Linked DNA regions of Homo sapiens: region 2 is linked to region 1. A link is an interaction called in ENCODE POLR2A ChIA-PET data of the cell type or tissue named here. Cell type or tissue: HepG2. All regions are shown on one strand. Each heading gives the region's core, and the rest is flanking DNA. Links, peaks and the distances in the headings are about the cores only.

The links. Peaks named below come from ENCODE experiments on the same cell type or tissue, not always from the same donor. Only the 100,000 strongest peaks of a DNase experiment are listed, where the experiment ranks them.
Region 2: POLR2A ChIA-PET joins it to region 1 with 21 read pairs; 4 of 35 experiments call an interaction of 5 or more read pairs at or near these places.

The regions. Positions count from the first base shown.
Region 1 is chr4:73,340,509-73,351,545 of GRCh38, forward strand. It overlaps ANKRD17-DT (ANKRD17 divergent transcript), which reads left to right. Exons shown (of 5, transcript NR_187399.1): 4 at 9,264-9,388. Among named protein-coding and RNA genes, the nearest start is that of ALB, 58 kb to the right of the region's middle. RefSeq lists an enhancer at 2,798-3,299. In HepG2, for the core only: no CTCF peak of the experiment used is centred there; DNase peaks (open chromatin) are centred at 5,033, 5,323, 7,153 and 7,883; H3K4me3 peaks cover 2,761 bases.
Region 2 is chr4:73,392,679-73,403,715 of GRCh38, forward strand. No RefSeq gene overlaps it. Among named protein-coding and RNA genes, the nearest start is that of ALB, 6.1 kb to the right of the region's middle. RefSeq lists enhancers at 5,007-5,087, 9,744-9,964 and a promoter at 10,503-11,037. In HepG2, for the core only: no CTCF peak of the experiment used is centred there; a DNase peak (open chromatin) is centred at 5,053; H3K4me3 peaks cover 124 bases.

The sequences.
Region 1 (11,037 bases), core at 1,882-9,881:
TTGGTTACTGTAGTTTTGCAGTAAGTTTTGAATGATCAACTTTTTTCCAAATTTGTATCAGTTTTGACATTTGCACATAATTTGTTTGGATTATACTTAACAGATGTTTGGTATTAATATGTGCTTATGATTTGGAATGCTATGGTTAGAGACAATAAAGCATAATGGTTTTGGTCACAAGTGCTGAGTCCAAGAGACCTGGATTTGAAATGACTGTACCACTTACTAGATGTATGAACTTCTATAATCCTCCCTCAGCTTCAGTTTCCCATCTTGAAATGGGAACAATAATACATTAATGGACTTTTCAATTTGTATTGCATGTTCATCATGTGTGTTCAGTGGTGTTTTTAGTGGTGGTATATTGGCTTCTGCTCTAAGAAAATACTAATAAACTTCTACTTATTTGGAGCTTATTTTGCAATAAATATGAGAAAGAAATAAAGCCAGAACAATAGAAAAGTAAGGCAAAACTGCCTGTGGAGTGGTGTAATGAGGAGGAGGCAGAAAGAATCTATGCATGTTCCTTCTCCAGGAATTTAAGAAAACTTCTTTCTACAGTAATTCTTTTAAAATAGTTTAAATAGTTGATCTGCTTGCAAAGGCTTGCAGACATCAAGGAATGTACTTTCTAAGAACTCCTTGGAATCCTTTTAAAAAACTTACTGACTGTGGGATTCTATAAGACAGAACAGGGTAAGTTTACATTTAACTGACTTTTAGCTCCTAGAGCATAATTTGAGTTGTATTAAAAACATTTTTTAAAGCATAAATCTGTTAAAAACAATAGTAAATAGCAAGAGTTCAGAGGACATAAGCTAAGCATTTTCCAGCATGTAGTAACCAATATACTAATGTTAGGCATTGGCACTATTACTGTATTGAAAAAAGGGCTTGGGCTCCATTTTTTTTATATTTGGAAAAATATTTGTTAACAATTTTCTATTCTATGCTACTCCTGGGAGGAAGCTTCAAAGGCCTCAGCCACAAGTAGCTCTAGCTCAAGCAAAAACAAAGCATGTTGAGAATTGTGAACAATCAGTGATGCAACACAAGGTGGTGCTCTTGTCCCAGTGAGTGCTGTAGAGCCTTGTTAGGGCATTAGGCAAAGGATGTACAACTCCAAAAGATTTGGTTGGTATAAACGCCAATGGGGATCTGCCGGACAGACTGAACAGCTGACTGGGGGGCACAAAGCCAAAGGTGACTTTTCTTAGAATGTAGACTGGTATAATAATGCAGGGGTGCAAAAAGCAGCGTAGCAAAAACCTAAGAAAGATAAGAACGAGTGTCTGTGCTTTACAGTATATTTATTACTTGCCCTTATTATTCATTTTAGTCTTAATAACAATCATCTTTACACTGCTTTGCCATACACTTGCCTAAAACAAATGTTAGATAATGATATTTCTATGTAGAAATAATGGCTTCCCATGGTCTTCATGATAAAATCCTGCTTTGTCTCCTGGCAACTTTCACCCCTTCTTCAGGACTGAAATGTCTGAAGTTCCTGAAATGCATCCTTCTCTCTTGTCTCTGTGATTTTGCACAAGTTGGTGTTCTACCTGGAACTTTCTTTCTCCTTTCATCTTCTTGGACAATTCCTGTTCCTTCTTTCTGGGTTAACACAGCTATCACCCCCTCCTAGGCCTTCCTTAATTACCTCCACGTAACAGGAATGTGCGCATTGAAGCTATTAATAGTATATGTGAAGTACTTAATAGATGTATTCACTTAACAAATGGTATCTACTGTTTTCATACAAGTCCAATAGTTTTAGTCTATGTACATATCAATCATTTTTATGTATTTATTTATGGGTATTTACTATTTTCTAGATCTTTTGGTCACTTATGTCTTTATTAATAACCAGACTGTCACTTCATATTCTCAGTGTAAAATCTTCCTTTTTATACAGATGATATTTTATGTTTTGTTTACAGTATGCTTCCTGATTAGTTAGTTGAATAAGTAGTTTCTCAGTCCTCATGTACAAGGTGCTGTTCTAAACACTGAAAGTATAGGACATAAAAATGGATAGCATAATGGAGACACCTATTGTCTAGTGATTCTTAATATTTATTGTTCTTTAGAATTTTAAGATTAAATTGCATCGTTGCTTTGGAGAGAAAACTGATAATGTTTTTCCTGGTTTACAGCTTTTTTTCTGCTATGAAACAGCTTGTTTTATGCTATTTTCTAACTATAGTTTATATTATTGATTTTAAAAAGCATTAATGCTTGCCCATAGTAAAACTGTTAGCACATTTCTGCTAATTAACACTGCCTTAAAGGATCCTATTGATATTCATCATTATATCTTTGGATTAAAAAAACACTAGAGGATACTAAGGTCAACCATAAAATTTGTCCCCTTTTCAAGATCTTATTCAGAATTGTGAATGAAGGCCTTTTAATAGTCAGGGTTCTGGCAAGAATCCGAGGGCCCATTCGAACCAGGTAATTTGAGAAGAGGACTTTTTTACAAACCTGCAGGCAGAGTTTAGAAAACCCAACTATGCCAGATCTAGCAAGATGGAGAGACAGTATTATTTCTTTTCTTTTCGTTTCTTTTCTTTTCTTTTTTGTTTTCTTTTCTTTTTTTTTTTTTTTTTTTTTTTTTGAGAAGAAGTCTCACTCTGTCACTCAGGCTGGAGGGCAGTTGTTCGATATCGGCTCACTGCAACCTCCGCCTCCCGGGGTCAAACAATTCTCCTGCCTCAGCCTCCCAAGTAGCTGGGATTACAGGCATGTGCCACCATGCCTGGCTAATTTTTGTACTTTTAGTATAGATGAGGTTTCACCATGCTGGCCAGGCTGGTTTCGAACTCCTGACCTAGTGATCTGTCTGCCTCGGTCTCCCAAAGTACTGGGATTACAGGTGTAAGCCACTGCACCCAGCCTGAGAGACCGTATTATTTCTAGGCCTGAAGAAGCAAGGGGAGAGAGCAGATACTGTAACACAGAGTGGGTGGCTGTTTGGAGATAACTGCCCAACCAGAGCTGAAGCTTCCCAAAGAGAGACCAAATGATTCACAATGACCCAGCAGGCAGGGAGCAAGGAAATTAACAGTCTTACCTCATTCTCCTATCAACCCCAATCTGCCACCAGGCTTCCCACTGACAGAACCTCATGGAACCTAGAGGGCAAGGGATTCAGTAGACACGGTCCATGCAGGTCAGTTTCCTGTAGCACAGACCAGGGTGGAGAAGGGTGTGGTGTGGATCTGGCGAAGTGAATGAAAGAAACTCAGCACAGGCCTTACGTTGTTCATAAAGTGGAAGACTCGGCTATTGATTTTTTTTAATTAAAAGAAATATGAATTTATCCCTACACATATTTGTCATGTCTACAGATCAATGCCTTTTTCATGAAAAGTATCCTTTCTTCCTATTTTTTTCTTTAATTTATTCAATTAATATTTATTGAATCCTTCTTTGAGCAGGTGCTGAAGATACAGAGATAAAGACACCATCAGATGGGGATAAGAGAAATAATCAAACCATCACCTTATGGCCTACTGTAAGCGTGGTGAATTAGGGGGAAGTGCAGGGGACAATGGGAGCTCACAGATGAGGTAGCTACTTCACCTTATAGATTGTCTGAAAGGCTTCCTGGAGGAGGTGATTTGGGCATAATCCTTGCTCAGCTTAATTGTTTGGTCTCTATTCCCATGTTGAATGTATTTTATTACCATTAGGAATGCAAATTTTGAGGCACATCTCTGAATCTTGTCTTTAAACAAACTACCAAATGTGGATCACCTTATGAAACAGTATGTACATTTTTATGGTATTGAAACATATTGCCACATTGCCTTCAGAAAGGTTGTATACTATTAATATTACCATAAACAGTGTATGAGGGCACGTTTGGCACACACTTGCACTATCACTATGCATTATGTATTTTGAATATTTTCCAATTTTGTTTGCTCCTTTCTGTTAGCTGGCTGTTTGTGTCAGCTTCACCCTAGCAATGGCTTTTTATGTTGAAGAAGCATTTGGTTCCAATTTCCATTTTCTTTATATATTCCCAGAACTAGCCTTATTTTGCCATCCCAGAAATACCTGCAGCTATGGTAGTGTTCTGTCCTCCAATGTTTAAGTTCCGACTTCTTTCACGATTCATTATACTAATCCATTTTGTTTATGTTGGAAGTTTTCTTTATTATATGTTCCAATAATCCCACATTTCTACTTTGTCTCTATTCCATTTTCCACTGGGAGTCAGAGTATTCATAAGAGATAAATTATCTGCCATTCCTTGAGGCAGAAACCCTCAGTATTCTTTCTTCATTTCTGTTGTAGCTCTACTTCTCTATTCCTTTTATTCAGTTCAATTTTTTTTGTGGCTTCTCTTTTTTTCTTGATCAATTGTGCCAGAAGTTTTCAAATTTTATTAATATTTTTAAAGATTTATTTTATTTGTTTAATGAATTTCTCTGTTGCCTCTTTTTTTTCCCAGTTTATCTACTGCTGCTGTTATCCATATTATTTCTTTCTAAAATATATTGGTCTTCCTCCTGCTTTATAATCTTCTTCTGCAGCTGTCTTTGGCAGATTTTAACAGGAATTAACTGACAAAGGGGAAACGCAATTCTCAAAGTTTCTGTCCCAACTTTACAAAATAAAGAAAAGAAGGATGGGTTTAGATCAGAGAGACAGTAACTTAAGAACTAACCAATATGATCCAAATGATATATTCTTGGAATTTAGCTTTTATTTTCCAAGGGAAAAATATTAAATTAATTTTTTCTTTCTTTCTTCCTGTTCTTGTTCATTTTGTTCTTGCTGTTTTTCTCTTCCCCTTCTTTTTCCTCCTTCTCCCACTTCTTCAGTTATAGCTCTGAACACAGATAAAATAATGGTTATCTATAGAAGAATGAAGAAGCTATGGTATCCATGTCTTTGTCAGCATGTACTGCATTCTTGAAACACTGAATTTCTTGTAACATTTAATGAACTGCTCTTGCAATAACAGGATGTTGAGTGTTGAGAGATAAGTGATTAAGTTAGATCTGGATTTGAGTCCCGGCTTATTTATTAACTAAGCCTATGGCCTTGGATAAGTTACCTAACCTCTCCAACGCTCAGTTTTCTTTTTTGCCCTGAGGGTAAAATAAAATAATACGTGTGAAACCTAGTGCCTGGCACAAGATAAGTGCTCAGTAAATGCTAGCTGTTTATTATAATTTTCCATATTAAACCACTGTGGAATACTTTTTCTGTCATATAAAACATTGTTGAAATGCCTGCCATATATTAGTGCCCTGAAGTCCAAAGGTAGAGGAACCGAGTGTTTAAAAATTACTGTGGCTGTGGAGTCAACATGATGTAAAAAAACAAACATTTGGATAACACCAAGAAGCCAGATATGGTTGAAATGTTGACTGGTTGACAAAAATAATTTGGGTTGCTTAATGGTGCACAAAGGTAATGCAAAACACACTCTCTAGATATATAATATCTTCACCTTTAATTTCTTTCTAAAGTACCTAAGAATTGGAATTTTTTTCCTCAATAGTAACTGTGTGGGTTATACTCAGTTTGAGACATTTCTGATTCCTACAAGTAGAAGAAAAAAATTTTTTACAGTGATATTTTCTCTTTTATAGAAATTGTATTACTTATAAATTTCTTGCCTTATAAGTTATACACCATTTAAAACGCATTCGATGTTTAAATAATTGTCTGCAAGAAGCAGCAGCAATTCTGCAGGACTTTTGGCCCGTATTTAAACTGGATAGCTTTCTATGCACAAGCCTCTGTACTAAGTGGTAGTCAAAGATCTGTATAGTTAGCTCAATTCAGTTCCACGAACATAAATTGGGATCTTACAACAGGCTAACAGAACGGGCATCCATGAACAAAAGGCTGCATGTTTATGTATGAATAGAAAAAGATAGCAGACCATATCAACTTAAGCCACTGTTAATGATATTGTCTTAGTAAAAGAATGACAGCAATATGCTAGATGCCTGTTAAGCCTCCAAAAACACATTCTCAATCTGATTACAATAGCAACACTTTTTGTAAGACTTTAAGTAATACTTTAAAAAAAACTGTGGGCTAGGCGTGGTGGCTCACGCCTGTAATCCCAGCACTTCGGGAGGCCGAGGCGGGCGGATCACCTGAGGTCAGGAGTTTGAGACCTGCCTGACCAATATGGCGAAACCCTGTCTCTACTAAAACTACAAAACATTAGCTGGGAGTGGTGGTGCGTGCCTGTAATCCCAGCTACTTGGGAGGCTGAGGCAGGGGAATCACTTGAACCCGGGAGGCGGAGGTTGCAGTGAGCCAAGATCGTGCCATTGCACTACAGCCTGGGCAACAAGAGTGAAACCCCCTCTCAAAACAAAACAAAACAAAACAAAACAAAAACAAACAAAAAAGAACAACAAAAAACCTGTGGCATTATTATTACTGTTTTACAAAAGATTAGTTATTTGAATACATGAATTTTAGAAAATTCGCTTGCAGATCCTTAGAAGGGGTAGATATTATCTGGACAAGCCTATTGCACTGCACAATTTCCTAATAGATAATTAGTATATACATTTTATGGTTAATTAAAGCTAATATTTCTGAATAACTCTGAGCCTTTCTTTTGAATAGTCTGTGGTATTTTTCAACTTATTTTCTTCTTTTTATTACTTTCTTTTTGAACTTGCTGCTTTTCTCTCCAATTCTAATTTCCATTAAACTTGTGCAACTGAATTAGGTCATTTTAATATTGCTGCTAATAAGACACTTTTCAAATTAACATTCTAGTTCTCTTTGGATGGTTAGCTACTGATTCAAAACCAATAATGTTAAAATAACATTAATTAATGCAGTCCTTAACTTTGCCTAACAGCAATGTGATGTGAGAGAGAAACATGCTCTCCAGGTTTTGCATCTGACAACAGGCTCAGATAGGTTAAGAAACTGTTCAAATTGCAGAGCAATTTAGAGCAGAAGAGAGATTAGAATTCAAGTTCTCTTATTCCCTACTATGTTTGTATACCCAACATTATTTTGTCATCATTTAAATAGTGTTACAGAGCATTCCCACATACTCCAGAGAGGAACAAAGATTTACATATTCCAAAGTGTTAGGTCTCTCTGTCAAAATGTATTTGCATCATTTGTCTTTTGAAGTCCTTCATAAAATGTGTTTAGCAGAAACATTTCTTTAACTTTGTTGTAAAAAGCCATCTGGAACTCTTGGTATACAGTTGTGTAACTGAGTAAACATTGGAAATAATTTGTAATTTGAGACCACCAGATGGAAGAAAAAGATCAGAAAATTACATTAAGAAAATCTATAGGATCTATTTTTGTCTGTTTTAAAAACACTATTTCTCTAGAGGATTGCTATAGCTACATTATAGACTATCTGGTAACTTCAAGGGGGAAAATTGTTGGTTCAGTTTTACAGATGTTATCACATTACAATGTTTTTTCTTCTAGTTTATACCCACACCCCATTATATCTATTTTTTAAAAATATAATTATATATACAGTGAATATATTCTGATTCTTTACTATGATAACGTAAGCACTATATTTTCAACTAGAAAATTCAAAAGAAAAAGTTAAATTTTGAAATACTTTTAAAAATAATAAAAATGTGAGTCAATTATAAATCTGTCACTAAATAAGGACAGTTTTAACTGTGAAAGACTTTTCAGTTGTTGAACTAAAGAAAGAAAATAATTATAAGATAATATTTACTTTTCCAAATGAAAAAAGCATTTTTTTAATGCAAAGCATTTAACTATGAAAACCATGAATCTTTAAATTTTATCTATGTATATATTTTAAAGACAGGGTCTCACTCTGTCACCTAGGCTGGAATGCAGTGGCTGTTCATAGTTCACTGAAGCTCCAACTTCTGGGCTTAAGCAATCCTCTTGCCTCAAACTCCCAAGTAGCTGGGACCTACAGAATAGGACAAAATATTCACAAACTATGCATCCAACAAAGGGTCTAATATCCAGAATCTAGAAGGAACTTAATTCAACAAGCAAAAGAAGACATGAACAGACACTTCTCAAAAGAAGACATGGAAGTGTCCAACAAATGTATGAAAAAATGCTCAACATCACTAATCACCAGAGACATGCAAATCAAAAAACCACAATGAAATACCATCTCACACCAGTCAAAATAGCTATTACTAAGAAGTCAAAAAATAACAGATGCTGGTGAGACTGCAGAGAAAAGGGAATGTTTATACACTGTTGGTGGGAATGTCAATCAGTTCAGCCACTGTGGAAAACAATTTGGAGATTTCTGATAGGACTAGAAATTGAACTACCATTTGACCCAGCAATCTCATGACTGGGTATATTCTCAAAGAAAAGCAAATTATTCTACCAAAAAGACACATGTATTCATATGTTCATCACAGCACTATTTACAATAGCAAAGAGATAGAGTCAACCTAGGTGTCCATCAATGGTGGACTGGATAAAGAAAATGTACATACATATACACCATAGAATACTGTGCAGACATGGAAAAGGACAAAATTATGTCCTTTGCAGAAACATGGATACAGCTGGAGGCCACTATCCTAAGTGAATTATTGTAGGAGCAGGAAACTGAATAGTATATACTCTCACTTATAAGTAGGAGCTAAACACTGGGTACTCATGGACATAAAGATGGCAACAATAGACACTGGAGACTACTAGAGGGGGGAATAAGAGAAAAGAGCAAGGGTCTGAAAAACTACCTATGGGTACCATGCTCACAAGCTGGGTCATGGGATTAATCATACTCTAAACCTCAGCGTTATGCAATATACTCATGTAACAAAACTGCACATGTGCCCCCGAATCTAAAATAAAAGTGGAAATTATTTTTAAAAAAAGTCCAGCAGAAAAAGGTGAGTTATAGATGAAACAATTATATGCATCTGTATGATGCATATTTAAAAATTTTTCTTTACTATTGTGTAGTTTTGCAAATTTTAAATAAAAAGTAAAAAAAAAAAAAAAATACAGTGGTGCCACTCCCAACTACCAAAAAGGATTTCTTATAATAATCTTGAAATCTAGTCTTAGTGGAGAAAGAAAAAGAATTTCCAATTGTGTAGCTCCCATTAACATACCAAGAACCAGGTCTGGGAACTTAGGTTGTTGCATTTTTTCCCAGCTTTGAAATGGTACTGCCTCTAAGGATGATGGCTAGGCCATGAAGTTTGCTATTCTAGGGGAAAAGAGGGATTGGAAGAAAGAAGAAAGCCTGAATCTGTCTGTTCTGTCCCCAGGAGAATGATAAGGGGAGAGAGTAAGAAAGCAATGAGATACACATGTCTTGACTGCTTCTCTTCATGCTGAAATCCTGGGGGAAAGAAGTGCTAAATCAGTTGAGGACATGGGAACATTTATTCTGGTGAGTGGATGTTGAGGGCAGAGGGGTGTTTGCCCCATTCCTTTGGTGTGCTGAGTGTTAACCACTTTGCAGGGAGAGCTGTATGGGGCAGCCCCGACAGAATAAATAGGTGGAACAATGTGAATGTGCAGAGACAGGGTGTCTTTCACACTCCTGAACATTCTTCTCCAAAATCTGTGACAGACAGTAAATTGTCTGACATGGGTCCTTACCAACCACGCTTCAGGAGCAGTACACATCTGAAGACAAGCACTAGTGTATACCTGCCACTTTCCACAGTGCCATGAGAGCACATGAGCCCTCGCCATCCATGTAGCTTCATGCCACTCAGCAAAAGTTTCTAAAGGTGGGAGTGACTTGAAAGTAGACATTTAAACAAAATAAAACAAAAAAGACTGAATTTTCGCACTCTTTTGAGAGTCTGAGAGAGAAAGATACCATAATTCAAAAATTAAAATTTTATCCCTTTTCCTGCTACTCAGTGGGGAGAGAATGTGTGACCAGTTATGGTAAACAAAAAGCTAAACTTTTATCATGCATCTGACAGTGGCGAGAATAAATTTTTAATGCCACCAAAGTAATATTCTGTCTTAATGCATTTGTGTTGCTGTAAAAGAAAACCTGAGGCTGGGTGATTTATAAAGCAAAAAGGTTTATTTGGTTCACGACTCTGCTGGCTGTAAGATTGGGCATCTGGTGAAAACCTCAGGCTGCTACCATTCATGGCAGAAGGTGAAGGGGAGAGATCACATGGTGAGAGAGAAAGCAAGGGGTGGGGAGGTGCCAAGCTGTTTTAAACAACCGACTCTTGGGAACTAACAGAGGAAGAACTTACTCATTACTTCAAGAATGGCATCAAGGCATTCATAAGTGATCTACCCTCCTGACCCAAAACATCTCTCATCAGGCCTCACCTCCAACACAGGAGACCACATTTCAACAAAAGTTTTGGGGGAGAAAACATCGAACTGTAGCATATACATACTCGGCAATTATTCCAAATAATACAAAATGATTTACCAAATAGGTAAGCCATTCTCTAATCCAGACCTCTGGGAGTTCATTCTAACTTCCCAGAAATTCTTATTCTTCCAAAATTGTTTATGTTCAAGTATATTTATGTGTGAGAGAGACTGTTACTTACCCACCAATCACCATTCTCCATTCTTCCTTTAAGCATCGACTCCCTAGTTTTATCTAGGCACATCTAGTGAATGATTGCATTTCTAGGCTCCCTTGGATCTAGGTTTGGCTATGAGACTGTTCTACTCAATGGGATGAGTAAAAATAATGCGTGCCTCTTCTGGGTTATTTCTTTAAAAGGAAAGGCCCTGGCTGGGCGCGGTGGCTCACACCTGTAATCTCAGCACTTCGGGAGGCCAAGGAGGGCGGATCATGAGGTCAAGATCAAGATCATCCTGGCCAACGTGGTGAAACCCCATCTCTACAAAAAATACAAAAATTAGCTGGGCGTGGTGGTGCGTGCCTGTAGTCCCAGCCACTCAGGAGGCTGAGGCAGGAGAATACTTTGAACCTGGGAAGTGGAGGTTGCAGTGAGCCGAGATTGCGCCACTGCACTCCAGCCTGGGTGACAGAACCAGACTCTGTCTCAAAAAAACACAACAAGGAACGGGCCTATTTTTTTTTCC
Region 2 (11,037 bases), core at 929-8,928, 51 kb after region 1:
TGATGAGCATTAACTAATTTAATTTTTACAGCTACCCCATAAATTAAGATTATTATTTATTCTCAAGAGAGAAAATCAAGGCATAGCATGTTGAAGTACCTTACCCACACAACTAGTAAGAAGTGGAGCTGGTATTCAAACTTGAGAAGTCTAATTCCAAACTAGTGCTCTTAATCAATACACGATAATATTTCATGTGGTACCTAGCTCAGACACTAGAAATATGTGGGAAATAGAACAGACACTAGATATTCATTTGAGTGAGCTCGGTGAATAAATAAGAAATAGATAAAAATGTGCAGCGGTAGTTCTATGAAGTGACTGTATATCTCACCCAGAAAATCTCTAGGTAATTACTGGAAAGACTCTCATTCTCATGAATACCTGGTTTTATTCTGACTGCTGCCTTCACATGGCTTGCATTTTTGTATTTATCATTCCACTTCACTCTGCTTCTGCTTAATCCAGCAGTTTTGTATCTGAGCAACCATCTGTCTTTAAACAAATTCCACAGATGTAATCATCAGTACAGCTAAACCAAAAACAAATTCAAACCTAATCTTCCCAGAAGAGCAGAACTTGGTGTAGGTTAGAAAGACTTTAAGTGTTTTAAAGAGTATTCTTTTTACCTGTTTTCTAGCAGTGATGAAGTAATAAGTAAAAAGAATGTCAGTTAAAATATAAAATAAAGCTTTGTGTGGCTGTTTAAAAAATTGTAGAATAGGCCAGATGCGGTGGCTTACGCCTGTAATCCCAGCACTTTGGAAGGCTAAGGTGTGTGGACCACCTGAGGTCAGGAGTTCAAGACTAGCCTGGCCAACATGGTGAAACCCCCGTCTCTACTAAAAATACAAAAATTAGCGGGGCCTGTCATCCCAGCTGCTCAGGAGGCTGAGGCAGGAGAATCGCTTGAACCTGGGAGGCCGAGGTTGCAGGGAGCCGGAATCACACCATTGCACTCCAGCCTGGGTGACAAGAGCAAGACTCAGTCTCAAGAAAAAAGAAATGGTAGAATAAAGCAATATGAAATAGTAGATTTCATCTTGGATTTATTGTGAGACTCTGAAATTAGAACTAGTCATGGATGTTTCTCATTCCCAACATGGTTGCCAGTGTCTGTTTTCTTCTTCGGCATGTACTGCCCCATGTACTAATGATCTGTTTTGCTGCTGTGGGTTACAGGAAAGGTACAAAGAAGCCCTTATGACACTTAGAAAGCCTATTTAAGATAAGCAAATAATAAAGCACCAGACAAAAAGGGTACACCCTCATCTCAGGTCGCAATTCAATTTCCCTCCTCTCCCAAATTTTCTATTGCCAATAGCAATGAATGTAGCTTTGTCAACATAATAATAGTTTTGAGGGACTATCAGAGAATAGTTGTCCTAATTTTTTGAAAGGCATTATAGGATATATATATCTTGAATGCCTCTTTGCTGTTTTGTTCACTAGCTATTGACCTTGGGCAAGTTACTTAATCTTAGCTACTTTATGTTAACCTCAGTTTCCTCAATTGTAAAATGCAATAATGACAATGCTATTCTAGTAAGAGTACCAGAGAAGCAAATATGCCACTGCTGGTAAAGCGCTGCTGAGAACAGGGACTGGCATGTTTGAAGGCATTTTATAAGTGCTTGTTAAACAAACAGGGCATCCCCTGCTGTCCTCTTTCCCCTCACACACTCAGGGATTCAGTAGAGTTAATATAGTTCTAATACAAAATAAATACACTTAAGATTTTAGTGTTTGCAGCTTTATAATGAATAAATGCAAAATTTCTATTATTGTTATTTTCAACTACTATTGGCAACAAACTCATGGACTTTTACTGTACTTTCATGGATATCAAGGAGTTGATGGACATCAGACTGGAAGTGGCTTATTTGTTCATTTATTTATTCATTTATTCATTCAGTCAACAAATATTTATAGAGCACTTGCTACATGCTGGGAATGTATGTGATTACTTATGTGAATCTTAAATTTGCTAGAGATGGGGATATAGCAATCTTTGTTTTTTCATAATACAATCACTTGGAAATTTTTTACTCACTGAATTTAATTCATAGGTTTAATTACTATCTACTGTCTAGTACTGAACTGAGATTTTGTAAAGAATACAGTGAATAGGGAAAATGTTTACTCTTATAAAATGATTACAATTTAATAAAATCTTATAAATTCAAGAGATGTAACTAAGAATGAAAACAAAGTAATACAGGTCATCAGAAGACAGTGAGAAGAATGTAAGCCTGGGAAAAGAGAAGGTCTGGAGGTGTGCTCTGGAGATGGGAAGATTTAGATAGATACAAAGCAGGGGAAATCATCATGGTGGGAGAAAGCCCAATAAGCAGAGATTTGTGTCTGAAAATGAACATGACCCCCTGGGAAAAAGGAAGATGGCCTCATAGCACCTTGCACATCTTCTCATCTAGTATGGCATTTAATACCTTGTAGGCTTGCAAAAAATGTTACAGGGAGTATAACTGAGTTAATGGGAAAATTTATTCATGAAAGAGAATAACAGATTATATTATGGAGATCATTTCTTCACATATTTGTTCATTTGTCTACTCACCTGTTTAACAGACATTGAACACACATGCGCCAGTCATCTGCTAGCCACTGGGGATACTGCTGTGATGGAGAAAGACAGAGCTTCTGCTTTCAGGGACATTATAAACTAGTGGAATCAGATTACAGAGTATGTTGCTTTTTTTTTTTTTTTTAAATTTGGAGACAGGGTCTTGCTTTGTTGCCAGGCTGGAGTGCAGTGGCATGATTATAGCTCACCGCAGACTTAAACTCCTGGGCTCAAGAAATCTCCCACCTCAGGCTTCTGAGCAGCTGAGACTACAGGTGTGCACCACCACATCTGGGCAATTTATTTATTTATTTATTTTTGTACAGACAGGATCTCACTTTATTGTCCAGGCTAGTATCAATCTCCTGGGCTCAAGCAATCCTCCCAGTTTGGCCTTTCACAGTGTTGGGATTACAGGTCTGAGCCACCTTGTCCAGATGGATTACAGAACATTTTGAATACCAAAGCAAGAAGCTTGGCATTTATTTAAAATGTAATGGGGAACCAATAAAATATCTTAAGGAGAGGAAAGTTTTGGTATTAATCAGAGTAGATAGGGACTAGAAATATGATCATTAATTCAGAGTTTATTGTAATAACTCAGGTGTGATTTGGTGAGAGCCTGAACCAAACTGGCCTCAGTGCCCTGGTGAGTAAGAATAAATGTGAAAATGGGTCAAAACAATTTAACTAACAGATAGATCAAAACTGTTTAGGGACATATTGGATACTTGAAGTTAAAGAGAAGAAATTATTAAAGGCACTCCGAAGCTATCAAATGCTATGGCATGAAAACTTACAGTATCATAAGCCAAATGGGTAAATTTGGGAAAAAAAATTAGATGGGGGTTGTGGAGGGAAATTGGCCAATTGACTAAGAACATACTGACATGCTGAGGTGATGTCAAATGGGTTTCATGAAGAGGAATGGATTTCCAAGTTTTTTTGACAGTGACCTGAGTAAAACACAGATTTTACATGATGACCTGATATACATATGTATAGCAAAACTTTTACAAAATGGTGCTAATCCCACTACAGGCAATTTACCCTGATCAATTCTATTCTATTAATTTTATTTTACTAAACAATACTGGCCATGACATCCTAAATTTATTTCATGACCCTGTTTGAAAGTTGTTCTAAAGATAGTTGAAAATTAGGAACTTTCTATAGTAGGTGTGTTGTAGAAATTTTTGGCAATGAGGCCCTTACGGAAGAAAGGTCAAGGCTAATCCAGATTTTGGGGTTGTGCCATATGGCATTAGGAAATAAGCTTGAGTTCACAGGGTATAGAAATTTTTCCTAGATGATCATGACTACAAACAGAACAGTTTCTAACCCATGAATAAATTAGTTACATATACCCCAGGATGTGGATGACAAAGAATATTAGAAATAGCATGAAATATCATCACTATTTTTTTTACTATAAAATATATGTTTTAGTTTAAAAATAAAGGTAGCTGTGTTAATATTTAACTACACTGGATTTTTCCTAGTGAGTAATGTCCCCAATATCCTCCCCTCCCTATGCTTGTAGATACATTTCATATTTGATGTTTTCCAGGATTATGAACAATTTTAAGGTACAGTAAGAGTGAACAAAAGAACAACCCCTGAATGGACAGATTTGTGGCTGTTAGTTTAATTTGGCTAATCAAGAAGCAACTGCACCAATGTAGTAAGTGGCCATGAGCAAGTTTCTCTACAACAAAAAACATTGCTTCACAGGGTGGTTGAGTCACTGGAAAGATTTTCATATTTAAACTCCTTTAGCATCCCCTTTGTCTACTCACCTAAACCAAATACAAAATAATATCAATGGGAATTAGTACTGGTTTGGGACTTGGATTTGAGTGGGGAGGCCAAAGAAGAGCCAGCCATAACAGCACATTGTAAGTATTGAGTAACATTCTGGGCAATGACTGTGGTGTGGCTGCTGGGCCAATAGGATATATCATTGGGCCATTTAAATAGACCCTGTTTTGACTAGTGGCTAGAATATTTTTAACCTCTTCAGTTGGTCAGGATTGAAGTAAGGCAGCTTCTGCTAGCCTGTTTACCTTCACGGTATACCTTTAACTACACTAATTTCTGGATTGCGTTCTAATGAGAAAAGAAAAATGTAGAGGATGCACGGTATCAAGTGCTCATGGCCATTTACCATATGGCTACAGTTGACTCGATCTGACAAATTAAATTGACAATCAATGAAAGTTTTGAATGACTTCTGTATCTAGTCTGTATCTATCTGTATCTAGGCATGAGCTGGATCTAGTGTTAGATACAGTGAGGATGAACCATGGTTAGTGCTTTCAGGAAACTTATTATCTTGGGGATGTAGGATATAAATTGTAGCATTTCTGTTGTCTGCAACATTAATCTAAAAACCTCAATGACCCAAATAGAAAAGGAAAAAAGCTTTCTGAACAGCCAAACAGAGATTCCAAAGTTCAGGCACCAAAGTTCAGACCCTAACAGTTATTTACAAGGGTCAGTTAACCTTTTGTTCTAGTGGGATAGGATTCCCATGGTGAGATTTGAAGAACTGTGGAACCACTGTTTCAGGTTCTTTTTCCACTTTGCCACCCGTTTGAAATTCCATCCATTAGGAATTAACTGGCATGATGGGAGTCCCTTTTATAATAAAATGCCTCTATTCTAGAAAGGTTAGGTATGGGGGAGGAAATAGAGTGTTGATGAGATTAGGAGCATGAGGTTCAGATAAGGAGAGGTTTTGTGAGATTTTGTAGAATTAGCTTAGTAAGATTTTTAATATTTAAGACCTACCCGAATTTGCCAACAGGTTAAGAAAGGGAAGTTTTGGTATGGGGTTTATGTTAGAAAGGAGGCACATGGAACTTAGAGGCTGGGTAATGGTTGGAAAGGTGGGACCCCTAAAAGATAGATGTTTGAGGTATACAGAAGGCAGTGGAATGGGAGAGAGAAATGATCATTTTCATGCTTAGTTTTGCCTGAAAACCCAGATAATTGCGAACTCGGCTTTTTTTTTTTCTGCTTGCCAGCCTGCATTTCTTTTCTTTCTTAAGGTTCTGCAGGAAGTTTCATTGTCTTTGAAGCTGGGATCTAATTCTTTGCTTTGATATTTTATGAAACATTTAGAAATTACACATCATCATATCCTCCTTACTTTCTTCAGTCCTCTGCCTACTCATTCCATTTCTCCAGGAAAACTGTCTTCACAAGCAAAAATAAACACAGTGAATACAAATTTGAAATTTGAAGTCTGTTGGATTGTATAGGTAGCTAAGGAGGTTAGAGCCCACACAGCTTATTTACACGTGAGATTGTCCTTGGATGTAGAGCTTCTCCTCCACTGCTTCTTTATTATCCCAGGAGTACCTTGTATTCTACATGCATAGTAATTTATAATGTTTCACTATAATTATCTTCTTATTTTCCTGCATCCCTTGTTACATTGTGAGCTCCTTGAAATCAGCTCCTTAAAATAATTATGAAACACTGTCTTATGGGTTGTGCCCTGTCAACAAGAATGCTATTGTTAAATAATTAGCATGTTTGTTGATGCTGGCCAATATTTACTTTTAGGTATCATCACTTCTGATGTGGATTTTTTGTCAATTTTCCACATAACTGCAGATATAAGTTTGGACTCATCAACACAGCCATTTGCTTTCAAGACATTAAATGCTTTAAACACAGCCATTTGCTTTCAATACATTAATAACTGAATAAATAAACAGTATACATTTAAAAATTAAAATTGAATCAAAATAATAATTATCTGTATTTTATCTAGTAACTTAAGTTATTGCTGTTAAATACATAGACTATGTCACTGCTGTAAATCAGAAGCATTTTGGAAAAAGAGTTCCATTGTCAACATCATATGTTACTAAAATTAGTTCTTTGTTTTATTTAAATGCATGTTTTTGTTGCAATATATTATTGTTAACTGAATGATTTTAGCAAACCAAATTTTCAAAGTATTATTCTAACAAAAGAATTTTATTGTTTTCAATATCTATATAATGAAAAACTAATACTGAACAATTCAATGCTTATATACCCAAAAATATTTTACAATTATTTTTGAAAGCATTTATATTATGTAGTTTATTATAATTTGGCTAGAGATGAATTTCTCTCAAAAAAGTGAACATCTGCCAATTATTTATATGATATATTTCTTAAAACTTACACTTTTTTGGATCAAATAATTCATTTATTGATGTCAGCGCACACATACCTTCTTGGAAAACTCCTGAGAATTTCAAGGCTTAAATTCCAAGCTTCAGCTGGGTTACGGGTTGAGAAAGTTTTAGCTAAGAACTGGCACTAAAAGATTACAAAACATCTCGCAAAGCTTAAAGCTATAGAAGACATCAAGAAGAAAAAATACCTTTTAATAAAAACATTCTAAACTCTATCCACTAAAATTTCAACATGAGACTATTTTAGCTATACAATCTTAGTTGTTTTATAGAAGATTGATAAAGTTCAATTTTATAACTTTAAACTTAAGTAACAAGTTTCTTGAATTTCATGTTTAAAATATAGAATATGAATAGATTCAAAGTGCATTCATTTCTGTTTAATTTCCATCTGTGGCTATCCTTATGAGACAGGATTAGTATTAATTTCAATTTATATGTTTATAGATTCTATTAGTTGTTAATTTATTAAGAATGGATAAACATGGATTGCAGACATTAACTATATTTTTCTTGCACTTGAAAAACTTGATAAAAAAATATGAGAAAGTCTCATTAATATAGTTTAAATAAGTTTAAATGAACTTTTTATTCTTTAAAAATATTAAGCTGAACTAGCTAGAGCGTAATACTTGAGGAGCAATTGTGAGGCTTAGGAATGAACAAGCTCTCAAACTTGAATCCTAATTGCCTAACTTGATATATTCTTTCCTACCACTCAGGTCCTTTTCTCATTTGATAAGGCTGTCACATTGAAAACATGGAATTGCAGAATGTTCAAGGTAGAAGGATCGTTAAAGATAATTTAGTCCAACTTGACCCATATGGCATAGAGATATATGCAGATCTGCATGTCCAGTTCTGCAGCTAGAAACTGACACTGAGCTGAATTAAACCACACGGAGAAGAACTGAGAAATTTAAAGTAAAAGGTTAGGAAATTCGAATGTATATATATTCCAGAGGCCCAGTGTAACATGAAGAAAGTCAAGGAGAGGGACTCTTTCATCATGGAAGATCTGGGGGCAGAGGGACTTAAAAGGTGGGACAAGCCAAAGATGGTGACCTAGGGTGGTTTTTATGATATAACCTTTTTTCTCCTCATTCCCTATGAAATCTTCAGCCAATTCCATATTTCTCACTAATTCAAGTGAATATCTGGGGGGATGGCTTATGGAGGGAAATAAGGGAGCAATTGTTTGGATTATATTCCAATTTTTTATTTGCATTAGAATACCTATATGTTTATACATTTTTATTTGCATTAGAAATACTTATATAAGTTTATACACTTTCATTCTAACTTTTTTTGAGGGAAATGTATCTCCATAAGTGAATAAGAAGTTAAATTACTGATTATGTTTCAATTGGTTAGTTTGATGCTTAACAGTCTTTCACTTTTCCACTCTTGCATATTTTGTAGAGAGTAATACAAGCTCTTCATGATAGGAAGGATCTGCATATGTTTATTTTATAGTAGAAAAATGGTAAGATTTTCCTGTCCCCAATTTTCTCTCCAAACAAATCCAAATTTCTTGTATTTTGGAATGACTCTGGGTAAAGTGGTTGTTTATAGAAAGTCTCTTATAAAATATTGAGGATATTATTAGATATTATTACATTTCCATGAATATGTTTCCCTTTATCTTTAAGAGAAGAAGAGTCAGAAATATAACCTATCAGAGTGGGAGATGGCATAAAAGCTGGACTAAATGGATTGCTAGATGGAGGGCAAACCTGGTGTGAATGACTCAGTGAGAAGCTTCGGGAGTCCTGAGGGTAGCAGAAGGGTGCGGATTTAAAGTTACTGTTAGAGTGGCTGGAAAATGGGAGACCGGTTCAGAGACATTTTATCTACTTAAAAACTGTGCCTTTTGTATCACGTCAAAGTGAATGCAAAACAAAGAACAAAAGGGTTAAAGGCTCAGGTTTAAATCCCAGGTATATGTACATTTCAATTGAGGTATTTTTTTTTTCTTTTCTAAATGATCAGTACACTTATTCTTTCTAAAGAAAATACTTTTCTTAACTACTCTCTATTTTTAAACTTCTCCCACAAAGATGAGAAAACATTTAAAAATCATTGGGGCTATTTTTCTGTTTACCGAGTAAAGAGAATCTCTAAACCATATTTATAACTCTTACTCTAAATATTTGCATTTACCCTCATGCCAGAGCCCGTTGATGACTGACTAAACAGAGTTTCAAAGTTTGAAGAACAGGAAATTTAGAAATGACTAACAATTATGTAGGTTTATTTCTCTCAGTATAGAATGTTCATATAGAATTAATGCCAGAGGTTTTCAGAGAAAAATGCAGAAATTTTTACTTTGCAAATCCAGAAGATGCAATTGTTCAAGTATTTCTTAAGAAACATTAATTTTAAGTATGCAGATATCATTGAGAATTAAATATTTTAATTTCTAAACTATTAATCTTTTAGTAGGATGCACATATGCAAAATGCCTCATTAGTACTGTAAGAAAAGATTCTTGGCCGGGCGCGGTGGCTCATGACTGTAATCCCAGCACTTTGGGAGGCCGAGGTGGGCGGATGACGAGGTCAGGAGATCGAGACCACCCTGGCACACGGTGAAACCCCGTCTCTACTAAAGATACAAAAAATTAGCCGGGCGTGATGGCGGGCGCCTGTAGTCCCAGCTACTCGGGAGGCTGAGGCAGAAGAATGGCGTGAACTCGGGAGGCGGAGCTTGCAAGTGAGCCGAGATAGTGCCACTGCACTCCAGTCTGGGCGAAAGAGCGAGACTCCATCTCAAAAAAAAAAAAAAAAAAAGAAAAGATTCTTTTAGGTTTCATCAATTTTGTTTTAAAGCTAGGGCTCTTCATTAGATATAGGAAAATCAATTCAAAGTTTCTATTCAGTCATGATGAATTTGAGATTTTTTTAGGTTTCTTTGTATTTAACAATATATTACATTATAATGTTGTGGTGAAAACTAAATGGACTAATATTATTCTTTTCATTTGTTAAATGAAAAAGTATGCACAAAGTATATGTGAGAGTGACAAAGGCCTGAATTTGTCAATTAGTAACAATTGTATTCAACAGTAAGGATTTTATGTTTGGGTAGGCCTTTCCCAGGGACTTCTACAAGGAAAAAGCTAGAGTTGGTTACTGACTTCTAATAAATAATGCCTACAATTTCTAGGAAGTTAAAAGTTGACATAATTTATCCAAGAAAGAATTATTTTCTTAACTTAGAATAGTTTCTTTTTTCTTTTCAGATGTAGGTTTTTCTGGCTTTAGAAAAAATGCTTGTTTTTCTTCAATGGAAAATAGGCACACTTGTTTTATGTCTGTTCATCTGTAGTCAGAAAGACAAGTCTGGTATTTCCTTTCAGGACTCCCTTGAGTCATTAAAAAAAATCTTCCTATCTATCTATGTATCTATCATCCATCTAGCTTTGATTTTTTCCTCTTCTGTGCTTTATTAGTTAATTAGTACCCATTTCTGAAGAAGAAATAACATAAGATTATAGAAAATAATTTCTTTCATTGTAAGACTGAATAGAAAAAATTTTCTTTCATTATAAGACTGAGTAGAAAAAATAATACTTTGTTAGTCTCTGTGCCTCTATGTGCCATGAGGAAATTTGACTACTGGTTTTGACTGACTGAGTTATTTAATTAAGTAAAATAACTGGCTTAGTACTAATTATTGTTCTGTAGTATCAGAGAAAGTTGTTCTTCCTACTGGTTGAGCTCAGTAGTTCTTCATATTCTGAGCAAAAGGGCAGAGGTAGGATAGCTTTTCTGAGGTAGAGATAAGAACCTTGGGTAGGGAAGGAAGATTTATGAAATATTTAAAAAATTATTCTTCCTTCGCTTTGTTTTTAGACATAATGTTAAATTTATTTTGAAATTTAAAGCAACATAAAAGAACATGTGATTTTTCTACTTATTGAAAGAGAGAAAGGAAAAAAATATGAAACAGGGATGGAAAGAATCCTATGCCTGGTGAAGGTCAAGGGTTCTCATAACCTACAGAGAATTTGGGGTCAGCCTGTCCTATTGTATATTATGGCAAAGATAATCATCATCTCATTTGGGTCCATTTTCCTCTCCATCTCTGCTTAACTGAAGATCCCATGAGATATACTCACACTGAATCTAAATAGCCTATCTCAGGGCTTGAATCACATGTGGGCCACAGCAGGAATGGGAACATGGAATTTCTAAGTCCTATCTTACTTGTTATTGTTGCTATGTCTTTTTCTTAGTTTGCATCTGAGGC